Linked DNA regions of Homo sapiens: region 2 is linked to region 1. The links are chromatin contacts, found by Hi-C or POLR2A ChIA-PET in ENCODE. All regions are on one chromosome and are shown on one strand. The core of a region is the stretch at or near the end of the contact, and the rest is flanking DNA. Distances in the headings are between cores, read along the strand shown. Region 1 holds the start of MED28-DT (MED28 divergent transcript). Region 2 holds the start of SEPSECS (Sep (O-phosphoserine) tRNA:Sec (selenocysteine) tRNA synthase).

What was found. Hi-C counts contacts between places; a loop is a spot of excess contacts on that map. ChIA-PET counts read pairs that join two places held with the same protein, here RNA polymerase II (POLR2A). Pooled maps may share reads with other maps.
Region 2: a loop to region 1 is called in a pooled map, with 7 times the contacts of the local background. The contact joins the promoter of SEPSECS here to the promoter of MED28-DT in region 1. A Hi-C loop is called at or near these places in 2 of 50 pooled maps. POLR2A ChIA-PET finds 5 or more read pairs at or near these places in 2 of 52 experiments (HepG2 and T-cell).

What each region holds. Positions count from the first base shown.
Region 1 is chr4:17,612,453-17,616,323 of GRCh38, forward strand. It overlaps MED28-DT (MED28 divergent transcript), which reads right to left and starts at 2,128. Exons shown (of 3, transcript NR_186331.1): 1 at 1,690-2,128; 2 at 1,480-1,586. It overlaps MED28 (mediator complex subunit 28), which reads left to right and starts at 2,189. Exons shown (of 4, transcript NM_025205.5): 1 at 2,189-2,361. The coding sequence starts at 2,203. RefSeq lists enhancers at 1,534-2,733, 1,839-2,128, 2,229-2,338.
Region 2 is chr4:25,158,270-25,162,140 of GRCh38, forward strand. It overlaps SEPSECS (Sep (O-phosphoserine) tRNA:Sec (selenocysteine) tRNA synthase), which reads right to left and starts at 2,180. Exons shown (of 11, transcript NM_016955.4): 1 at 1,987-2,180; 2 at 684-838. The coding sequence starts at 2,100. It overlaps SEPSECS-DT (SEPSECS divergent transcript), which reads left to right and starts at 2,403. Exons shown (of 2, transcript NR_037934.1): 1 at 2,403-2,484. RefSeq lists a silencer at 1,864-2,033 and an enhancer at 2,144-2,443.

The DNA.
Region 1 (3,871 bases), core at 878-3,377:
AGATTCTGGGGATACAGGTGAATAAGATGGGCAGGCTCTGATGCACGGAACTTATTTTCTAGTTGGCATGTGTATGACAGAGAGAGAAGGAGGAGGAGGGCAGGTGATTCAGTTATGAAAAAATGAACAAGATAATTTCAGATTACATAAATGTTGTGAAGAAAATTAAACAGGGGAAAGTACTTAGGAGTGGGGATCTAAGTGAAACTGAGGCTGGGAAGATGACTTGATCCGAGCCTGGTTGGCAAAGGGAAGCTCCTGCTTTTTCTCTGAACATTTCTGCCCTGGCTCACTCCTCTGGCAATGAGCTTCCTGTGGTTCCTTAAACATCCCAGGCAGGCTGCTTCTTCAGGGATCCTTCGGTGTAGAAAGCACTCCTAGTTAAATTTTCATGCCAGTCACTACAGTCCAGATCTCCTTGGAGAGGCCTCCTCCAATCACCTATCTCAAAGAACACCCCTCTCACTAGCCATCCCCTTACTGGGTTTCATTTTCCTTCCCAGCTCTTCTCTCTGCACAATATTGCTATGTATTTATGTGCTTGTCTGTCTCCTTCCAGAGATTTGGGATGATTGCTATAACCTCCAGATCATTAAATAGTGCCTGGGAAGTGGAGCGCTCAGTAAGTGTGCTGGGTAATAACTGTAAAATCAGATATAATGAAAAAAAGTTATTTGGTTTTAAAGAGATAAATAAGAAGGTTGGGCACGGTGGCTCACGCCTGTAATCCTAGCACTTTGGAAGACCGAGGCGGGCGGATTGTCTGAGCTCAGGAGTTCGAGACCAGCCTGGGCAACAAGGTGAAACCCCGGCGCTACTAAAATACAGAAAAACTAGCCGAGCGGCGGGCGCCTGTAGTCCCAGCTACTCGGAAGGCTGAGGCAGGAGAATTGCTTGAACCCAGGAGGCGGAGGTTTCAGTGAGCCGAGATCGCGCCACTGCATTCCAGCCTGGGCGACAGAGCGAGACTCCGTCACCAAAAAAAAAGAGAGAGATAAGCAAATGTTAAAAGCAGGTTACTACAAGATTAGCAGCCTAGTGCCGGGCGCGGTGGCTCACGCCTGTAATCTCAGCACTTTGGGAGGCCGAGTCGGGCGGATCACGAGGTTAGGAGATCGAGACCATCCTGGCTAACACGGTGAAACCCCATCTCTACCAAATATACAAAAAATTAGCTGGGCGTGGTGGCGGGCGCCTGTAGTCCCAGCTACTCGGGATGCTGAGGCAGGAGAATGGCGTGAACCCGGGAGGCGGAGCTTGCAGTGAGCCAAGATCGCGCCACTGCACTCCAGCCTGGGCGACAAAGCGAGACTCTGTCTCAAAAAAAAAAAATTAGCAGCCTGGCGCCTTGGCTCATTACTGTATTCCCAACACTTTGGGAGGCCGCGGCGGTAGAATCACTTGAGCTCAGTAAAACACCTGACTCAACTAAAAAAAAAAAAAAAAAAAAAAAAAAAAGCCCGTCGCGACTGCACGCACCTGTGGTCCTAGCTACTTGGGTGGCTGAAGTAGGGGGATTGTTTGAGCCCGGGAGGTCGAGCCCTGATCATGACACTGCACTCCGGCCAGGGCGACAGAACGAGACCCTGAGAAAAAAGAAAAGAAAGAAAAAAAAAGATTAGCATAGTGACTTTCTCTTTGATGTAACCATAAATATTTAAAGACATCAGTGCCGGGCACATTGGGAACCTCAACAAAGTTGTTTCCGTTATCCATCTCCGACCAGAATTCAGGAAGAACTTTGCCTGTCTTGTTCCCGCTATAACCAATGACTCAACAAATGTTTGTGGAGTGAGTGGGTGACCCTCTCCTTTTACCAACGGTAAACAGCCCGCGGAAAGAAAAAGTGACTTAGCCAAAGTCTCTCCAGGCATTTGGGGCAGAGTCGGGACTAGCATAGTAGTATCCTGACTCTCGCAGGAGGGCTCGCTCCACTGTAGTTATTAATTCTCCTCTCCACACAACCAGGTCTAATCCGGCCAAAGTCTTCAATTCTTAAGCTAAGAAAAAAGGAAAATACATGTAAACTCTGTTTTGCGATAGACAAGAAAACAGAAGAATTAAAAATCCTCCTTCCGGGGTGCACCAGAATCCTCCCATCGCTCGGTCCTGTCACGTGACCACGCCTACTACACCAGCCACGTGAGCTTCTGAGCCGGCTTCCGCGCAGGCGCAGTGGATCTCTCTTGCGCCATTCCAAACATGGCGGCTCCACTAGGGGGTATGTTTTCTGGGCAGCCACCCGGTCCCCCTCAGGCCCCGCCGGGCCTTCCGGGCCAAGCTTCGCTTCTTCAGGCAGCTCCAGGCGCTCCTAGACCTTCCAGCAGTACTTTGGTGGACGAGTTGGAGTCATCTTTCGAGGTAATATAAGACATGGGCGTCTTTGTCCCTAGCCTTCCCTTTTTTCTGAAACGTGAACTGCGCGTACGCGTATCTCCTCCAGGGATCCGAGCAACTAATTCACAAATGGGGAAACTGAGGCTTAAAGTAAGTCACTTGCTTTAGGCTTCCCCGTGGCCCGTATTCAATTCAGGTCTGCTGGCGGGGGCGCGTAAACTCGACGTTTGTGGAAACGTGAACCCGAAGTTTGCCTAAACCCCAAACTTGGAACCCTTCCAGATTCCCAGCCGGTCCTTAGTCTCATCCCCGAGCACCGTTTCTTGCATCCCTGCATGTTTAGTAAGAGGCTCAAGCCTTTTCGGAGCTGAGAGTTTCACTGCTGTATCCTGTATCCTTTCCGCTGGGCTTCACCTTTAAACGATCCTAAAGGGACTCTTAAGAGCGGAAATTGACTTAAGTTACCAGGCGCAGCTTGGTACTAAGAGCTGAGGAAGGAGGAATGCTGGAGGTTAGGGAGGGAGGGAGGCACAGGTGACCCAATCTCTCAGTTTTGCCCAAGGAGTTTACCTTGTAGCAAGAAAGGTGAACTGTATATTGAGGGAAGATAGAGAGGTGAAAATAAGTGCTCTGGTGATTTCCAGTAGTCTTTAAAGTGGAAGATGAGCTATTCCTGTGTAGTAATAAAGTAATGTACGTTCAAATTGGAGTTAACTTTTCCACATTTTAAATCCCAGTTTTGCCGGGCGCGGTGGCTCACGCCTGTAATCCCAGCACTTTGGGAGGCCGAGGCTGGCGGATCATGAGGTCAGGAGTTCGAGACCAGCCTGACCAACATGGTGAAACCCTGACTCTACTAAAAATACAAAAATTAGCCAGGCGTGGTGGCGTGCGCCTGTAATCCCAGGTACTCGAGAGGCTGAGGCAGGAGAATCGCTTGAACCTGGGATGCGGAGGTTGCAGTGAGCGGAGACCGCGCCATTGCACTCCAGCGTGGGTGACAAGAGCTCGACTCCGTCTCAAAAAAGTAAAATAAAATATAAATAAATAAAAATCCCAACTTTGTGACTTTTGTATTGTATCTAATAGCACAGTGGTAAATGAATATAATTTGCAAGCGATTATTCAGACTGCATGGACAAAATGCTTTTACCACACGGATGTACAAAGATTTAGAAATAAATGATTTGAGATGGAGTCTCACTCTCTCGCCCAGGCTGGAGTACAGTGGCGCAATTTCGGCTTACTGCAACCTCCGCCTCCCGGGTTCAAGCGATTTTCCTGCCTCAGCCTCCCGAGTTGCTGGGATTACAGGCACCTGCCACCATGCTATTTTTTTTATTTTTTAGTAGAGACAGGGCTTCACTATCTTGGCCAGGCTGGTCTCGAACTCCTGACCTCGTGATCCACCCGCCTCGGCCTCCCAAAGTGCTGGGATTACAGGCGTGAGCCACTGCGCCTAGCCAGAAATAAATGATTTAAAGGACAGACCGTTTAGGAGGAGGAGGAGGAGACACCTTTGAGGTGGTGCTAA
Region 2 (3,871 bases), core at 930-3,429, 7.5 Mb after region 1:
CGATGCCCAGGAAATTTTCATTATAATGTAAAAGCATGGAAGACAGGAGTTTCATTTAAAAGAGTTTACACTTCACAGAAAGGTTAGTGGACAGAGCAATGAGTGATCATATTAACTACCAATTAACTACCAATTAAATCGTTATCAGAATTGATGAAAAGCTTTCTGCAATAATGCAAAAGAAAAAGGTCACTTAATAATCTAATACACCTTTCCCTGTATCTATTGCAACAGAGGTATTTATAAAATGAGATTCAGTTTAAACACAGTTTAAAACAAAATTTAAAGTTGATAACTATAAATCATTCAAAAAAAAAAAACACTACAAATGTTAGAAAAGAAATATGGAAAGCTATAAACAACCTTAATGGATTTTGAACTCTTACAACCAGATATGTTTATTAGGGTAACCGTTCCTAAGAAAACGTATAGCCTGTGTTAGTCACCCAGAACCTGACAGGGTAACCCCCACTTAGTTTTTACTCTATTGTCTTTGAAAAGCACCTGCTGAGATAAAATTGTTTCCATCTCCCTGTTGCATTTGGCTTACATATCCATTAGAGCAGGGAAGAAGTGGTTTACAAACTGACATTTGATAATCTAATAAGATAAATACTGCTGCCATTATTTTGAACCAAAAATAAATAAACGATGTATCTCCTGTACTACTTAAAAAAAGATACCTGTAATGACGACGAGCAACCAGTGCGGATGCCACTCTCCCTTCCCTTTCTCCCACACCACAATTGCCTAAGAAATTGTTGCTGTCCATGATTGCAAGTTCATGTAAAAAGAGTTCAAGTGTACTTTCATCCCAGCCATTCTCTGGACACTTGCCCTTAAAAAAAAAAAAAAACTTATGATTATATTTAATAAAACTACCGTTCTCTAGAATACTACAGGAATACAGTTTTTCTTTTTAACGTGTATTTTGCCACGCTGCTTGTTTTCTAAAATTCAAGCATAAATTCACCACTGTATAGAGACCGCAAAGAGGCAAAACGTTTGTACATTTGATTACAATTATTTACAGATTTCGAGAAGTGATGATAAATGCATACAATGAGGTTTACTGAGATATTTAAATTTCCGTAAGTGAAACTAACTGAAAACCAATACAACACATCCCCAGTGAAGATGCTTCAAACCAGGGCGTTACGACTGGGGCGGTGGGACGTGGAGAAGGGCGGTAGTTGTCAAACTTCAGTGAAATTTTGGCCACGCGCTGTAGCTCACTCACGCCTGTAATCCGAGCACTTTGGAAGGCCAAGAATGGCCGATCACTTGAAGTCAGGAGTTTGAGATCAGCCTGGCCAACATGGTGAAACCCCATCTCTACTAAAAATACAAACATTAACCGGGTGTGGTGGCGGGCGCCTGTAGTCCCAGCTACTCGGGAGGCTGAGGCAGGCGAATGGCGTGAACCCGGGAGGCGGAGGCTGCAGTGAGCCGAGATCGTCACACTGCATTCCAGCCTGGGCGAAAGAGCGAGACTCTGTTTCAAAAAAACAAAACACAACAAAACTTTTAATGAAATTAAAATACATGAACGCTGGCAGGAGGGAGACCTGTGAAGTTCCGCGGAAAGCTCGTGGTTCGAGTTAGCATACAGTCTACAAACACCATTATGTGTTCTGAGTCGTTGAGGGTTGGTGAAAGATGGAGGTGCGAACTTTGCCCTTTCCGCGAATAAAAAAGTACACTGGGACTTTCCCTCACTTCCGCATCCCGAAGTTAGAAACAGCGGGACTCAAAACCCCGACCCCAACACCCCCTCCTAACAACACCATTTGGCTTTCACTGGCTTTGGCAAGGCTGAGAAGGCACAGACCGCAGTCGGTCAGCTAGGGCAAGCCAAGCTGAGACAGACTTGGGACTAGTCTCAAGCAGCGAAGAGCTGCCGGTGAGGCAGCACCAGCGGGGACGCCCGGCGGAGCCAGAGCCCCGGGGTCGCGGCGGCTGGGGAGGGGACCGACAGCTCGGTACCTTCTCCAGAAGCAGCCGTATGAGGTGCTCATGCGAGCGGCGGGCCTCACAGCCCTGCCGCACGTAAGCCGGCGACACCAGCCGCTCTCCCGCCGCGAAGCTCTCGCGGTTCATGACAGCGGTGGCGACAGTGGCGAATAAGCGGGAGCACTAGCTCCACACGCCAGACACACGACGGAACCAGAATGCAACTCGCCGCCTGGACGGTACGGCAGCGCCTTGGGACAAAAAACAAAACAAAACAAAACAAAACAAAAAAAACACTTCTCGTTCGTGCACATGCGCAGACCTTCTCAGATGGCGCTCCAGGAGGAAGTTGGCGTATTTGAGCATGCGCGAGGGAGTCCGCGCTTTTCGCTGACTTTTGGCAAAGGAAGGACTGAAATTAGCCCCGCCCCGCTGCGGCTGATTCGTCTAGTTAAACCCTGGTGTTCCTGACACAAACTTCAGGAAAGGATTTTGCACTTGTGCAGACCGGGCGAGCAGAGTAAGAAGCAGGTACGTGGGTTTTTCCAAGTTCTGTGTTTCAGTCCTGTTGGATGGTTGAGATCTGTGCAGGGTCTGTGCTTCCGCCTTATTCAAACTGTCAGATGCCAGAACCTTCGATCTTTACTTTGATACATTTCCACACTTATTACTGCCTCACAACCCCATAGGAAATAGCAGTGCCCCACTCATTTTCCCCTTGACACTACTGTTTAGCCATAGCACTTACTACTCACCACGTGACATGCCAGACGTTTGTTTATACACACACACACACACACCCATACCCATGAATGTAAACTCTCTAACCTAACGGCAGGACCTCGGTTTTTGCTGCGGTGCCCCCTTCCCCCGGGCACCTAAAACAGTGCCCAGAATAAAGTAGGGCCTAAAAAAAAAGTTGATATTGAATTAATGAATTAGTTTGACCATTCTGAAACTATCCCCAAGAACATTTTGTAAAATTGATTAAGGAGGGGAAAAAAATCCAACTAGGCTTACAGCTGCTGTTATTAAGCCAGCTTGCAGTGTGGCCGACTTTCTTGTAGCTGGTTGCTACTTACTACCCCAGGAGAATGTGGCCCTTGTCACAAGACTCTTCATTCTTTTTCTGCTCTGAAGATAAAATCTAAGACATTATGAGAAGATAAGCTTTCTGTTTGCATTGCTTCTTTAGGTCCCGCATACCAACAAAACTAAGGACGCCAACTTGTCTGGAAGGCCCAATAAAAAGCTGATTCATGGAGGAATGCAATTGTCACATCCTAATGATTTCATCTCCCTTACCCCAACGAATCGATAACCCCAAATTTTCCAGCCCCTCACCCTCCACAAATCCCCTTAAAAAACTTTGCCTAGAACCCCTTGATGAAATGGATTGAAGCTTGAGAACTCTTCCTGTTTCCTGGCTTGTAACTTGTGATTATTAAAACTTTCTCTGCTGCAAGCCTGCTGTCGGAATACTGGTCTGTTTCTGCACAGCCGGCATAGGAACCTGGCAGTGCTGTAACAGTTCAACAACTTAGAGGTTCACTGCTGGAGATCCCTGCCTCCAGTTTCCTTACAATCTTCATCTTATGTGAGCCTACAGTAATTCCTGACATTGCTTTCACCTGGTGGTTTGTCCATTTGCACTGAGTCACACCCACTTGCAAGAGCTGATTGTTAAATGTTCAGTAATTTTGTGAGCTAGTTTTCAAATACAGCCACTCAAAAATTATATTACAAGCAAAAGTAAAAATACTCAAAATTTGTCACTTCCTAATTATTTTACATTTTACTATTATCTATGCTCTTCAGGTTATTTACATGCATTTTATCTATATGGTGGAAATTCAATGTAATGTTATACTACTGCACATCTTCCAACTCCTCTTTTGATGATGTCACGTTGGCCATG